2 separate regions of the Homo sapiens genome follow, and region 1 is linked to region 2. A link is an interaction called in ENCODE POLR2A ChIA-PET data of the cell type or tissue named here. Cell type or tissue: MCF 10A. All regions are shown on one strand. Each heading gives the region's core, and the rest is flanking DNA. Links, peaks and the distances in the headings are about the cores only.

Region 1 (8,345 bases), core at 230-8,229, 66 kb before region 2:
AGCAGAAGTCCTCTACATCCAGCTTTAAAAAGGCCCAGAAAGATGACTCTGACACTTACCTTACAAGGTACACGACAGTGTGTGTGTGCACCTGCACATGTGTATGTGTAGACTGAGAAATGTATGAAAGTATACATATTAACTGTTCACATTGCTTATCTCAGAAGTGTGATTGGAGGAGATAGAGGACCAATTTAATATTTCTGTTATCTATCTCTATGTTGTTTGGCTTGCCAGGAGCATATATTGTTTTTGTAAGAATAATTAAAAATATAAAACCCCAAAGTGGCCGGGCAAGGTGGCTCACACCTGTAATCCCAGCACTTTGGGAGGCCAAGGCGGGGAAATCACTTGGGCTCAGGAGTTTGAGATCAGCTTGGGCAGCATGGTGAAACCCTGTCACCACGGAAGAATACAAAAATCAGCCGTACATTGTGGCATACACCTGTAGCCCCAGCTACTCAGGAGGCTGAGGTGGGAGGATCACTTGATCCTGGGAGGTCAAGACTGCATTGAGCCGAGATCACACCACTGTACTCCAGCCTGGGCAACAGAGTGAGGCCTTCTCTGAAAGAATACATTAAAACAAAACAAAACAAAAACCCCAAGTTACAAAGAAGAGTTTTCCTCTTAGGAATATTGTGATACCTGGCAATTGCTTTTTGGGTGGTAGTAGTAAATAATGATAATAGCTAACATTTCCTAAGTGCTTTCTCTGCATCAGGAAACTGTGCATATTACATAATTTCTCATTTAATCTACATAATAACCTTCTGAGATATTATTAACAATTAATTGACGTACGTATAAACTGAAACCCAAACATGGCTATCAGAATGATCTGGAACATTAAAACAAACATATCCCCAGCCCCCATTTCCAAACCAAAATCTCAGGGGCAGGGCCTTATTTATATATTTAACAGGCACTCCAAGTGTTTCATTTATTACTAAAGTTTGGGAATCTCACTGGGTCATGTACTTAATTCATGGTAGCACAACTAGTAAGAATCAGAATTCGGTTTCAAACCTAAGCCAAAGCTCTTAACAAATGCACTATTAATTACATGCTTATTACTATTATAATTGTATGCTTGGGTAAATCTTTGTAGATGAGCATGAAAACCTAACCAACAGTTATGAGATATATTACTCTGGGGAAAATAAGTTCTCGATTCCAGGCATCTGATTTACAAATGGTTTTTTGAAACATAAGACAAGAGTGTACTCAATATAAGATAATCTTGTCATTGGCGCAATATCATTATACATTACAAAGGTTAGCAGAATTGGCACCTTTTCTTAGCGAAATGACATATTACTATTAACACATTCATGAAATATGTTAATACAGATGAATGTGTTATTTTGTAGAGCGCTTTAGTTTATCAGATTAGCATTTTTTGTCTGTTTAATAAAAAATAAAATATAGACCGGGCATGGTGGCTCACACCTGTAATCTCAGCACTTTGGGAAGCCAAGGCGGGTAGATCCCCTGAAGTCAGGAGTTTGAGACCAGCGTGGCCAACATGGTGAAACCCCTCTACTAAAAATACAAAAAATTAATCGAGCGTGGTGGTGGGCATCTGTAATCCCAGCTACTCTGGGGGCTGAGGCAGGAGAATTGCTTGAACCCAGGAGGTGGAGGTTGCAGTGAGCTGAGGTCATGCCATTGCACTCCAGCCTGGGCAACAGGAGTGAAACTCTGTCTCAAAAAAATAAAAATAAAATACAAAAACAACTTCCCCCATACCACTCCTTATCCCACACCCCCATCCTCTATCCCCTATCCCCTATCCTTCATCTCTCTGTCACTGTTGCTCACTCGCTCTCTCACTCTCATGTGTGTGCTCTCTCTCACATACACCACACACACACACACACCCCACCTACATAATTTCTTCTCTTACACCTTTAATATAAATATCTGAGTTTTGGTTCAGTTTTGCAAACATTTAAAAGGCAAACATGGTATTTTGCTTGTTTCAGCATTTAATAAGGTAGTGCATACTTCTTTCATATGGAAGGAAAACATCATATTAAGTTAATATTTAAACGTACACAATTATAATTTGCAAAAAAAAATCAAGATGATAATTTCTTAAATAGTAAATTGAAATAAATGATATTTTCCTAGCATGCTTGTCATTCAGCAATAATAAGAAACTGAGATAAGAATGCAGGCAGTTGAAGTTCACTTCAGCCTGAGTGCAAGTATACACAAAACAGCAAAAATATTACATAGAAAATAAATGTTGTCCATTGGATTGAGTATGGTGCTACCATTTGTCACAGTGTTCATATTCATAGTTGTGGCTATCTTTGGGGTCACTGCTGTATTCAGACTTGTCTTGGAATTTGGAGTCATCTAGGGATTTGAGGTCATTTTGAGATTTGGGCTTGTCCCAGGATTGGTGCTACCATTTGTCACAGTATTCATATTCATAGTTGTGGCTCTTTGGGGTCACTGCTCTATTCAGACTTGTCTTGGAATTTGGAGTCATCTTGGGACTCGAGGTCATTTTGAGATCTGGGCTTATCCCAGGATTGGGGTTCATTCTGGGATTGGTGCTCTTCCTGGGATTAGGTCTGGTCCCGGGATTCAGGCTTGACGCAGGATTGGATACTGCCATAGAATTTGAGGTTGTTGATGTTGAAGTTTGTCCCCGGAATGTTAACAAACATGAAGAGCAGGCCAATCGGTGATAGCTTGAACATCATCCTCCTCTGTTTCACAATAATTATATAATTTTAATTGAACACTTGGATCACAAATAGGCAAGCATATATCCTTAATTGTGTTTATCAGTACATTTGTGTTATGTAAATGTTTGCTTTTTCACTATTAGTGAACAAATTAAAAGCTTCCCTTTCTTTGTTGTCAACATCTGCTGACACAAGACCTATTTTCTATTGAGGGCTACCAACTGAAGGCAAAAACAATCCCAAGACTGAAAAAGAGCTTAATTGGCATTTTTCTATTTAAAAAAGGAAAAAAATAAAACTCTAGACATTCAATGCAATAAATATGGGGGCTTGAGATCAGTATAGAGTAGGGTAGGGGCAAAGACTGAGAGGCAATTTGGGACAGTAGAGCAACAAAAGAAATAATGAAATAAATATTGGTATTTTCTTGATTTCTCATGACCTTTATTCCAACAATTTAAGGTTTTAGTTTAGGTCACAAATTAGGATATTACTTCTAAATATTTACCCAAAGACTAAAGAGGTTAAACCAAAGCATTTCCCCAGTGCTGGGATGAGGTTTTCTTCATTAACAACAACAACAACAACAATAACAAACTAGAGAAGTTCATAGTTTTAAGATTTAGAAATGAACAAAACCAACTCCTTCATTTTGCAAATGGGCTCAGACAAGGGGCATAACTTACCTGAGGGTGCATATCTAAAAATGACCCAAGCTAGAACTTAAGTCTGTGACTTAAAGCCCAAATTTTAACTGTAGAACTCTAACATATATATTAAAAGTTACATTTGGCTCTAATATGTAATTGAGAACATTTCAAATTAATGTTACCTTTTGATATTTTTCTTTGAAGAGTAAGAATTCAGTCTTTCTCCAGCGTCTATGGGGAATCTGATTTCTCACTCACTGCATGCTATTTAAATATAATTAGTGAGGAAGTCATGTGTTCTAAACTTGACCTGCCATTTGCTCTTTGGAAGTATCCAACTGAGTGTTTCCAGACAACTACATATAAACAGATAGACTTTGGCAGAGATTAAAGAATTCAAATAAAGTTCTAAAATCTGCTTGCTAATTTAAAGAATCCAGTGAATAGCATTTGTTATTCCTCTTACCATGTATACATTAATGAATTGCTTCACTGGATTGACTCTAACTAGATGAATTTACTATTTTGCCTGCTGTGATTATTATGATTTTAAACCAAGTAAGTGTATTAAAGGTGTCTGCGTTTTCCTTAGAACATCTGTACATATGTTTATAGGGCAGTTTCTACCCATGGTTATTTTGAAGTTTAAAAAATAATTCAGTAATACAACATTTCAGGTATTTAATTTTTGGTAAATAAAGTAACCTTAGAAAAGAAGTTAAACTTCATTAATATGAAACTTAAGAAAAGGATTACATATGAAAGTGATACTTTTTCATACTGAGTTTACAAACTTTTGTGTGTTTGTGTATGGTTTTTTAATGTATTAAACCAGTCACCTTGAAGTGCATAAAGTAAATTTTTTGAAGGAATTTTGTCTTTTGGTCAGCCGTTTTCCATGATAACTAGCATATAGGGAAATTGGGTTGTATTCTGCTAATGTTTTCATCATATTGGCCAGCACACTTTAAAAATTGCAGGACTGTGAACAATGGTGTTGACATACAAGGAAATTGCAACATAAATGGCAGAAGTACAAGCCAGTACATGTTCCTCACTTGTTTTACTGTGCTGTGAAGATCATTTTTCCCCTGAATGAATAAACCATGAATAGAACCATGCTTGGTAAATCTTATTTATATGGTACATATAATAACTTCACTTAACTGGAGGTTAATGTGGTCAGATCTAAGAAGTAAACAAACAAAAAAAAACTACTTGGCAACCAGAGTAGATATTATGAATCGGAGTACTGCAGTAATTTACAGGAGTTTGTCATTGTCCTCTCTCTGCTCACTTGCTCATTCTGTGGATTTCTTTGGGGGGTATATAGTTGGTAATAGTAATAGTAATAGTAATAGTAATAGTAATGTTTCGAACTTGAGCAAACTGTGACTTATTCTATTTTTCTAATCTTGACCTTTTGAGTACTACACTTACACAACTCTTTATTGATGCTTCAAACACCTCAGTCTCAACTTGTTTAAAATTCAGAAGTTAGTGTTTTCTCCTTCCTATTTTTGTATCTAGATATATTCTTCTCATAATCTCTTGGTTAATTGTATCATCACCTAGCCAAATGTTTCTCCAACACTGGATTTCTCATTATCTTCTCTTTCTTATTTATCTTAAGCTCTCCAGGCCTCTTCATGATGATTAAGTAAAATTTAAATTCTATTTAGTACTCAAATGTTCCCAAACAAACAATAGTCAATTTGCCATTATTCAGGTCTTCAAATACCCACCAACTTTGTATCTTTGTGCAGCCTCCCCAACTTGCCCAAAGTGTAATAATAGCCCCCTCTTATCCTAAGTTTCACTTTCCATAGTTTCAGTTACCCATGGTCCACCATGGTCTGAAAATACTCAATGGAAAATTCCAGAAATAAACATAAGTTGGATGTATCATGAGGTTAATAGTAGCCTAGCACTGTGTCACAGTGCTGCATTAGTCAACCCACTTCATCTTATCACATAGGCATTGTGTCATATCACATCATCACAAGAAGGGCGAGTATAGTACAATAAGATATTTTGAGAGAGATGCCATGTGCATGTGCTTTTATTGTAGTATATTGCTATAACTTCTATTTTATTATTGTTTTTAATCTCTTACTGTGCCTAATTTATAATTAAACTTTATCACAGGTATTTCTGTATAGGAGAAAAACACAGCATATATTGGGTTCAATACTGTAATTCTGTGGTTTCAGGTATCCCTGAGGGGTCTTGGAACATATCCCCCACAGTTAAGGGGGTACTACTGTACTTTCCTCATTCAAAATTGTGTTGTTTCTTCAAGCTCCACTCATGTCAGCACCTTTTATACGATCCTTCCCTAATTCTTCACGTCAGAATCAGTCATTTTAGTACTTTATACTTTGATCAGAGTCTCATTTTCACTAAAGAAACTAAATCTTCCACCATATTCTGGCTTTTTTTGTGGTAAGATACCACCTCTTATTCCTTCTATTCCCTCTAGCTTCTAATATAGTGAGTGTTTATAAAGAATAGGACACAGGGCCAGTTATAAAGAATAGGACACAGGCTCATGCCTGTAATCCCAGCACTTTGGGAGGCCGAGGTGGGCAGATCACGAGGTCAGGAGATGGAGACCATCCTGGCTAACACGGTGAAACCCCATCTCTACTAAAAATACAAAAAATTAGCCAGGCTTGGTGGTATGCGCCTGTAGTCCCAGCTACTTGGGAGGCTGAGGCAGGAGCATCGCTTGAATCCAGGAGGTGGAGGTTGCAGTGAGCTGAGATCGCACCACTGCACTCCAGCCTGGGGGACAGAGCAAGACTCCATCTCAAAAAAAAAAAAAAAAAAAAAAAAGGGGCACAATAAGTATTGGAATTCATTGAAATACCTCCTGTTTCTCCATGTCGGAGGGCTGGTATCATTAATGATGTCTAAAGTAAGAGTTATTTGGTTATTTGCAGTTTTCCCTTCACATTAGCATAAATTTGGAAGGCACAGGCTTGAGTTTAACTTTCATCTCTACTTTCCTGGCTGCTGTTTTGAGAAGATTTCTTCATTTGTACAATGTGGATCATAATGCACATTCATAATCCCTTGTCTGTAATCTGAAACCCCAAATCCTCCAAAAACCTTAAGTTTTATCAAAAAATAAAAAAGTTTGACACCAAAATTTATTTGGTGCAAATGCCTTATCTGCATAGATGGGAGGTTTTTAGCTATCTTTGTTTCACTTAGTGTGGATATTAATGTTGCGCTGCAGAAATATTGATGAGATTGATTTTGGGGTGCTGTTCCATTTTCTACTGGAGTGTTACATAATACATGATAAGAATAGTACTTAGCATATTCATGTTTCTCTTCTTCCTTCTGGGCACAGCACCATACCACTCTTAGCATTCTGATAGTTAGGTGGTACCATCTGACTGAGTTCTGGCCAGTAAAATGTCAGTTCCAATGATGTACAATCGACCCTTGAACAACACTGGGGTTAGGGGCACTGAATCTCCACGCAATGGAAAATCTACGTATAACTTTTGCCTCCCCAAAAACTAAACTACTAATAAGACTGTTGATCGGAAGCCTTTTGATAACATAAACAGATTAACATGTTTTGTAAGTTAAATGTTGTATATGCTATATTCTTAGAGTGAAATAAGCTCCAGAAAAGAAATTGTTACCCAGAAAATCATGAGGAAGAGAAAATATATTTACTGTTCTCTGAGTGGAAGTGGATTATCACGAAGGTCTTCATCCTCTTTATCTTCATGTTGAGTAGGTGGAGGAGAAAGAAGAGGGATTGGTCTTACTGTCCCCGGGCTGGCAGAGGTGGAAGTAAACCTCTGTATAAGTGGATCAGCATGGTTCAAAGCCATGTTGTTTAAGGGTCAACTGTATATGATTTTTAAGCCTGATGTCTAACTTCTCACCAATCTTCCATTCTTGCTTTCTTCTATCAACGCCTACTAGAAACAGACGGTTCAGTGGAGGGGGTCTCCAAGACGCCAGAAGATGGTAAAACCATTAGAAAGCATGATTTAAGAGAAATTAACTTTTGTTGTCTTAGCCAGTGATATTTTGGGATTATTTGTGACAGAAATTAGTTCGTGCTGACTAACATAACTACATGCTGGACATCTTGCCTTTGCCTCTTCAAATCCACTCTGTTCTTTACCCTGCTGTGTACCCTAAGAGGCTGACCTGTGTAGAGGGTATCATTGGGCTCCCCTCCTTTCTGGCTTTCAGCTGGCCCATAGGGAATACAAGCGGAAGATTAGGGAGAAGAAAGAGAGTAAGGTTAGGAGGTATATATTTTTGGCTCCGTTTCTGCAGGGTCCCAGTGGGCTGGCTACATCCATCCATGCAGTATGGTTTTTGTTGGGTGACCCTCTCCACACAACCTACTCTGTGTCTGCTTTCTGCTAACTGCTTCCTGCACTCACTACTTCAGGTGTAGTATCACACTGTCTCTTAAGAGTTTCCTTAAAACCTGCCTTCTCCTTTATACATAATCTCTAATATCTCAGTTTGAATTTGCCACCTGTTTCCTGCTAGAACCTTAATTGCTACAAGCTGTATGTACACTGTATCATCTTCCTAAAATCACCAGGCATGGTGGGATGTGAGCTATAGTCCCAGCAACTCAGGAGGCTGATGTAGGAGGATTGCTTGAGCCCAGAAATTCAAGGCTACAGTGAGCTATGGATACCCTAACCTGAGCAACAGAGCAAGACCTTGTCTCTAAAAAACAAAAATTAAGTTAAAAAATTGTGTCTTTCTTTATATACTTACATTACTTTCCGTTGATCTGTTTTTGAAATGTTTCCAGAACTGTCTTCCCTCACGTATTGATTCTTCCAAAATTCTTAAGAAAATGGAAAAAAGTAATTTCTGAAAATGATGAGAATGATCATAAATTTCATATAGCACTTTCTTGAGAATTTCAAATTGCAGTTTTAATATTTTACTTTAGAAACAGGTCCAGTTTTCCCTTCTGTAATTTTTTTCT
Region 2 (8,300 bases), core at 1-8,000:
TCAAGCAAGGTAATCACTTTTCTTTTGCCTTCTGTACTATAGCATATCTGTTTTATCATCAGGAGGTTTTTTGTTTTGTAATTACTTTTAAATTAAACTGAACTTTTTTGTGCTAAAACTTTGAGTCCCATGTTTTTTTTTTTAAAAAAAAAAATCCTGCTTCTTTACAGGTTATTGGAAGGATGTGCAAAATAATTGACAAGACATGCTTATCTCCAACTCCTACTTTAGAACAACATCTTATGTGGGATGATATTGCTATTTTAGCACGCTACATGCTGATGCTGTCCTTCAACAATTCCCTTGATGTGGCAGCTCATCTTCCCTACCTCTTCCACGTTGTTACTTTCTTAGTAGCCACAGGTCCGCTCTCCCTTAGAGCTTCCACACATGGACTGGTCATTAATATCATTCACTCTCTGTGTACTTGTTCACAGCTTCATTTTAGTGGTAAGTTCTAGGAAAGGAATTTGTGTTTACCAGTTCCTTTCTCCATTTTACTTCACCTGATCAATATAGATTATCTTATTTATGTTTGTGCTCTAACACCAAGTTGCTAATTTAAGCCTCCAGTAATGACATGAAATATTACCAAAAAGAAAATAAATTACTTCCATTCCATATCAAGCTATAGTAAAGATTTTCTATGCATACTTGTCATGTAGAGTTATCCCATAAGCGGAATACTCAGTGCCAGTTGACCATGTTCAGTTACCAGCACTAATTTGTAGATAAATGAAGCAAGGAGCATTAATACAATGTATCTAGAGGTTTGATTTAGGGAACATGATTATGTAATTTTTATATGGTATTCAAATTTTCTAAATTCAAAATGAAACATGGAACTTTAGAAATTAAAAAGTAATATTTTCTGTCTTTACTTGTTCCTTTATTCTCTTACAGAAGAGACCAAGCAAGTTTTGAGACTCAGTCTGACAGAGTTCTCATTACCCAAATTTTACTTGCTGTTTGGCATTAGCAAAGTCAAGTCAGCTGCTGTCATTGCCTTCCGTTCCAGTTACCGGGACAGGTCATTCTCTCCTGGCTCCTATGAGAGAGAGACTTTTGCTTTGACATCCTTGGAAACAGTCACAGAAGCTTTGTTGGAGATCATGGAGGTATAGAAGCCAAAATGATAAGAAACTAAGTTAAAATCTTTTTTTAAAAATATGTTAATACTATATAGAAGAAATATTGGTTTATTGTGCTATTTTGTACTTAATGCTTAAATAAAAACACTTGCATGGACTGTGTTATTGGTAACAGGTCACTTAATGACATCATAATAAACATTATTTAAACAGTTCTAAAAACATTTATGTACAATATGTATTCAGAGTATCCCCTTTTTTAGGCATGCATGAGAGATATTCCAACGTGCAAGTGGCTGGACCAGTGGACAGAACTAGCTCAAAGGTATGTCCTAAATTAAATATAAGTTGTAAAAATATGCATATTGTTGAAAATACAGCTATTACTGTATGATCAATGTTATAATTTATTATTTAGTATATATAAACACAAAGGTTTTTATAAGTTCTGTGGATCTTTTAATTGCAGATTTGCATTCCAATATAATCCATCCCTGCAACCAAGAGCTCTTGTTGTCTTTGGGTGTATTAGCAAACGAGTGTCTCATGGGCAGATAAAGCAGATAATCCGTATTCTTAGCAAGGTACCTGTTCCGCCCTCACTTCTCCCAAATATTTATGGTTCTCAAGTTGTAAAGCATATCTTTCATTTTTCTAAAAGACGTTTAAATTTGAGGTCAATGAAATATCTTATATGTTACTTATTAAGCCTTTAAAATGTATTTTGATTATTTATTGTAATTCTTTGAAGAAGTCTTCTCTAAAGAAGCTGTCTTTATATGTAAACTCTGATTACTTCATTAAGGAAGATGTCTTTAAAATAAAATATGTTGCCTCTTTTGCTAAGCAGGTACACTTAGTATTTTACCAGTTTTCAAAGCATTTAATTATATGGTAAGACTATAGCCTTGCATAAAATTATTTAATTTGTAATTACTATAATAATGTCTGACTCTTATAATGTAGAAATGTCAAAAAATAAGAAAACAAATGTACATTAAGCTAGCTACCAAGATCACCATAGCATGAGAAATCATTCTAGCATTTATTAAATAAGTAAATGTTCCTGAATTCATTCCGAGATTCAGTTTAGGAGTTAATGTTTTATTTCAATGAAAGTAAAATAAAAAATTCTGTTTTCCTAAAAGGCACTTGAGAGTTGCTTAAAAGGACCTGACACTTACAACAGTCAAGTTCTGATAGAAGCTACAGTAATAGCACTAACCAAATTACAGCCACTTCTTAATAAGGTAATTACTGTATAGAAAATGAGTGCATTCATTTTGGGTATCAGTGTTGAATGTTACTTTCTTTCAAAGAGTTTAGAAAATAAGATGAATTGAGAATAAGTTATAAAGAAAAAACTATAGTTAAAGTAGAACCTCTTAAAGTTTAGTTGTTTGAAGTAGTCATATTAGAAGAAGAGTAAGTATGGATAGTATGTTCTCAAGCGCTTGTAAGTTTTTGGTCTCATCAGTGCTAAAGGAAAGATAGGTATATATTCTTAATTATTTTATCTTATAACTATTAATTATCTGCTATTGCCAAGTACTGTTTTAGGCGCTAGAGATAGAGTACTAACAAAGCCCATAAAACTCACTGCCTTCATGGAGCTTACTTTCTGGGGTGGGTGTGGAGGTTGGGGAGTGAATGGATAATGAAGTAAACAAAATACGTAGTATGTTAGTGATTATTACTATGGAGAAATTAAAGCTGGGAGAAGTATACTTGATCGTCATAAGAGTTTGGGTGCCAAATGAAGATTATATTTAAAAGGAGTAAAATGAAGTGGCCACTGTTTTAGGATGGTCTGACCTTATCCCATTTTTATATTTAAGATATCTGGAAATCATGTTTTTGTATTAATAAAATGAAAAAGATTCGATAATGGCATGGTATTACCATCCAGTTCTAAAGTGGTTTAATTCTGTGATTTGAGTACAAAGGTATGCCAGACTTGGGAGAAATAACAGAGAAATAATACCTGTTATATTCCTGGTTTGTCTACAAGCATTCTAATTTTGTATTATACAAAATGGTTCTCTGGTCCCCATCTTCTAAGTGAAAATGAGCTCAGAAGGGCTAAATAACTTGCCCAAAGTCACATACCTAATAAAAGAACCATGATTCTAATGTGATACTATTTGACTCTAAAGTCCATGTATTTTCCCTAATATCACAGTGCTAAGTAAAGATTGCCAGTAATAAATACTTTTAATTCAGAGCAGCAAGAGATTACCATACTGGTTAAGAGTGACAAGAAGTTGAAAAGACAGTTTAAAATAAAGTTAAAGGGAAACATAGGAGTTAATGTAGGTAGAGAGAAAGGGAGAGAGCTGCACAAGAATGCCAGGACAATGGAGGGAAGGTGGGTAGAACATTCTAGTTGTAATGGAGAAGCTTTTCAAAGGAATCGAGAGAGGGAAAGTTGTGAGGACTGGATAGACCTCATCTCACATTCAGCATTGTTCAAAAGAGTTTGGAAATGTACAGTTTTTAAGCAGACAAGTCATACGATGAAAGCAGGACTTAGCTCCTGGTGGTAGTGTGCACAGTGGATTGGAGTAGGGAGAAACTGAAGTAAAAAGAATCCACCTTTATAATAAAGAAGGTTGGCATGTGGTAATGTCATTAGCAATAAGAAAGAAATGACAAAAGATACAAAAGAGACTACTCTAGAAGAATCAACAAACCTTGGTGACTGGATTTAGAAATCAAAGAACAGGGAGAAGTCAAAGGAGGTGCTAAGTAACGTTCTCAGTCCAGCTAACAGTGTCTTTAGTTATACATATGGAAAAGTGAAGAGCTTACTCATATCTTTATCTTCCCCAAAAGAGAAAACATGGGTAATTTAGGAAGATAAGCTGCTTTATTTTTAACTGCAGTGTGTTTTGAAAGAGACTATGTCATGATTCATCTTACTAGCCTCAAACATATCTTCTTTGCCAGGACTCGCCTCTGCACAAAGCCCTCTTTTGGGTAGCTGTGGCTGTGCTGCAGCTTGATGAGGTCAACTTGTATTCAGCAGGTACCGCACTTCTTGAACAAAACCTGCATACTTTAGATAGTCTCCGTATATTCAATGACAAGGTAAGCAAACTTTGCCTTGAGGTTCCTAGATTACTCAAATTTAGTACTCTTCCATCTTTTCTTGTTGCTATTCTTTTAAAATCACAAGAAGTCCATAACTTAAGTAGGAATTTGTATAATGTAACTTATTGTGAGTATATTTCCTTACCAGCTCATAAAGAACTATGTAAACTTGAATGCATATTTTTTACATAAAAATAGCAAAAAAAAAAAAACAAAAAAAAAACAGTACTGGCCTAATACTAGTAGAATTACAGAATAAGGATAAATAATACATGATCATCCTTACAGAATGAGCATAAACAATACATGGTAATAATATTAATAGCTACCATGCCAGGCCGTATGCTAAACACTATACATTTATTTTTAATTTTCATAACCTTAAGGTAAAGGTTAGCATTCTCTGCCCCCCATTTCACACGTGAAGAAATAATCTAAAAGTAATCTTAGTTTTACTTAATAATGCCACTTAATGAAAAATACGTATAATTCATAGTAGATAAGGAAGTTGGAGAGTCTAAAGGAAACTTTTGGGTACTTAATTTTACTAGTTTTTTTATTCTGTCTAATCTTACTTTAAAATATACCATTAGTGGCCAGGAGTGGTGGCTCATACCTGTAGTCCCAGCACTTTGGGAGGCCAAGACAGGTGGATCAGTTGAGCTCAGGAGTTAGAGAACAGCCTGGGCAACTTGCAAAACCCCATCTCTACAAAAAAGGCAAAAATTAGCTAGGCATGGTGGCATGCACCTACAATCCCAGCTACTCGGGAGGTGAGGTAGGAGGATTGCTTGAGCCTGGGAGGCAGAGGTTGCAGTGAGCTGAGATCACGCCACTGCACTCCAGCTTGGGCAACAGAGCAAGACCCTGTCTCCAAAAAAAAGTGTGTATACATATATTACATACACACATATATATGTAATGTATGTGTATATATATATATAAAGTGTGTGTGTGTGTGTGTGTGTGTGTACACACATAAAATATGTAAAATCCAACTCCAATTAAGGTTAATAAATGTTAGGAGGGGTGCTAATGGGGTGTGTGTGTGTGTGTGCACGTGTGCATGTGTGTGTGTATATATATATGAACATGGGCAAATTACTTCTTAGTTCCTTTCTAATTTGTAAAATGGAGATCTAATTGGGGTTGGATTTTAGTTCATAGAGAATAGAGGAGAGAATAAAATAGTATGAAATTACGTCCCTTTTGTCTTTGGATAAAAATGGGAAGGGTCTAGGAGAAAAGAGGGGAATGTTTTTAAAAGAATGTGTATATACAGTGAGATTTGCTTGAAGTGAAATTAACTGAACTGTGGGTACAAAGAACAGGATTATGGTTTTAAGTGTAAAAAGATACTTGGTCTAAACATTATTAGTTCAGTCTACCAGATGTAGTGTGAACCTGGAACAGATATGGGTCTGAAAAATATAGAAGCAAAATTTTAGAGGTAAGAGGTCTTATGGAGTTTATTAATCAGACCTCCATTTTGCAAATTAGAAAGGAACTAAGAAGTTAAGTAACTTGCCCATGCTTGTACATCTGTTTTGGGACTAGAACCCCTCTGTCCTAATTCTCATTGCCGTTTTTCTAAAACTGTTTTGGGACAGTGGTGGTCAGCGATATCTAGTTGTTGGCTATTTATATGTTAAGAATATTTGCAAATTGGCCGGGTGCAATGGCGCATGTTTGTAATTCCAGCACTCTGGGAGGCCGAGTTGGGAGGATCACTTGAGGTTAGGAGTTCGAGACCAGCCTGGCCAACATGGTGACACCCTGTCTCTACTAAAAATACAAAAATTAGCCAGGGTGGCACATGTTTGTAACTCCAGCGACCTGGGAGGCTGAGGTGGGAAGATCTCTTGAACCCAGGAGGTTGCAGTGAGCCAAGGTGGTGCCACTGCACTCCAGCCTGGGCGACAGAGTAAGACTCCATCTCAAAAAAAGAATATTTGCAAATGGAGCATTGCAAATGGGGCATCTGCCTCGGTATTTTCATCTTCAAAACAGCCCAGTAGCGGGAGCTAATATTGATTCTAGTGCCCTTTGGATGCTAGGCATCAGAGTTAATAAGCATGTTAAAAGTCACCGGGATGTAAATTGACAGTCATTTATTTTGTATTGTAAATAAAAGTGATTTCATCTTCCACCATCTTCTTATTTATATGCTTGACTGTCTTGCACCAGTTAATTTGTAGTAGCTAAAATGTTCTGTGGTTTTCTGCAGTCAACTGAAAATAATTTCTCTCAAATTGAAAGGATTACTTATCTTGTCATACTATTGAACACAAAATTAAGTGAGCCTTTAAAGAAAGCTACTGTGTGAACCTCATCAACCATCTCATGATTATCTTTAATAGAGTCCAGAGGAAGTATTTATGGCAATCCGGAATCCTCTGGAGTGGCACTGCAAGCAAATGGATCATTTTGTTGGACTCAATTTCAACTCTAACTTTAACTTTGCATTGGTTGGACACCTTTTAAAAGGTAAAAAAGCCTTATTTAGAATATTTTTATGAAGTACTATTAAGAAACCAGAAGTAATTTGAATAAGTGATTACTTGAAATAAATTGAAGTAAGTTAGCCCTTATGTCTTACTTTAAATGCAAACTAGGCCAGGCGTGGTGGCTCACGTCTGTAATACCAACATTTTGGGAGGCTGAGGCAGGAGGATCACTTGAGGCTAGGAGTTTGAGGCCAGCCTGGGCAACATAGTGAGACTTCATCTCTACAGAAAATTTAAAAATTAGCCAGGCATGGTGGCACGTGCTTGTAGTCCCAGCTACTTAGGAGGCATAGATGGAAGGATTGCTTGAGCCTGGGAAGTCGAGGCTACAGTGAGCCGTGATCACACCACTGCACTCAGCCCTAGGTAACAGAGTGAGACTTTGTCTCAAAAAATAAATAAATAAATGCAAACTATATCTGTCTTAATGAGTTGTGTTTTATTCAATATGTGTTTTAAGAGAGCTTCATTTCCAATTCAAATATCAAATTTGCCTGAAAAACAAAAGAGTTTATTCTGGCTGGGTATGGTGGCTCACACCTGTAGTCCCAGCACTCTGGGAGGCCAAAGCAGAAGGATCTCTTGAGCTTAGGAGTTCGAGACCAGCCTGGGCAATATGGTGAAACCCCCTTTCTACAAAAAATAAAAACATTAGCCAGGTGCGGTGGCACATGCCTATAGTGCCAGCTACTTGGGATGCTGAGGAAGGAGAATCACTTGAGCCCAGGAGGTCAAGGCTGCAGTGGGCCATGATCGTGCCACTGCACTCCAGCCTGGGTGACAGAGTGAGACCCTGCCTTTAAAAAAAAAAAAAAAAAAGTGTTGATTCTTACAAAAACCTACATACTGAGTCTGATAATAGCTATATTAATAGTAACAATACCTAAGTATCTTACTGATTTTCAAAATGAAACAGACTGCAAATCACTAAGTGTTATTTGAATAATTTATATTAGAAAATGTTAAGAGATTTGATCACAGATTTTCTTCAACTTGTTTATAGTTTATTGTTGATTAATACTATTATTTTATACCATTGTACATCACCTTTCTGGCACCCTATTCTCACCCCTTTCTATATTGCTTATAGCCAGTGATCTCCAGCTATTCCTCAGAGCCCGCTCATTCACTTCCTAACCTGGTTTTACTCCCCGTTGCTGACTTCACAGCTTGTTAACTTTGGTTCATTAACATGGGGCAGTCATGGCCAGAGACTGCAGTTAATAAGAACAGCATGTAGTGGTGGGTCAGAAGCAAAGCAGGATAAAGTAAGACCTGGGATAAGGAGCTGGCATGAACCCCAGTGGTCTCAGAAGTGGATTTGGCCACAATAGAGATTCAAGCTATAGCTTGAGTCAACAATTTTGTATTAATTTAAATCATAGGCTTGAGGGACCATGGAGATTCTCCCAGTTTTTATGAGAGAGAGAGAGATATGCATACACCCACTATTGTGAATGTATGCATTTGATTTCACTTTCTTATGAAATTTCTACAAAAAATATTGACAGTGTTAATCTCTAAGGTCAATGGGGATTTCTCAAAAAATACTACCTTACTAAAGGATACCAAGATAAGTAATTGTAACTGGGCTAATAAAGTGCTTAAT

The links. Peaks named below come from ENCODE experiments on the same cell type or tissue, not always from the same donor. Only the 100,000 strongest peaks of a DNase experiment are listed, where the experiment ranks them.
Region 1: POLR2A ChIA-PET joins it to region 2 with 6 read pairs; 5 of 35 experiments call an interaction of 5 or more read pairs at or near these places.

The regions. Positions count from the first base shown.
Region 1 is chr17:31,270,040-31,278,384 of GRCh38, forward strand. The region is part of intron 36 of NF1 (neurofibromin 1); the gene reads left to right. LOC101927057 (a long non-coding RNA gene) reads right to left here and starts at 3,599. Exons shown (of 2, transcript XR_243788.5): 1 at 3,538-3,599; 2 at 1,974-2,726. In MCF 10A, for the core only: no CTCF peak of the experiment used is centred there; a DNase peak (open chromatin) is centred at 4,372.
Region 2 is chr17:31,336,465-31,344,764 of GRCh38, forward strand. NF1 (neurofibromin 1) reads left to right here. Exons shown (of 58, transcript NM_001042492.3): 41 at 1-9; 42 at 171-450; 43 at 904-1,118; 44 at 1,355-1,416; 45 at 1,561-1,675; 46 at 2,240-2,341; 47 at 4,041-4,181; 48 at 6,545-6,671. Among named protein-coding and RNA genes, the nearest start is that of EVI2A, 19 kb to the left of the region's middle. In MCF 10A, for the core only: no CTCF peak of the experiment used is centred there; a DNase peak (open chromatin) is centred at 4,037.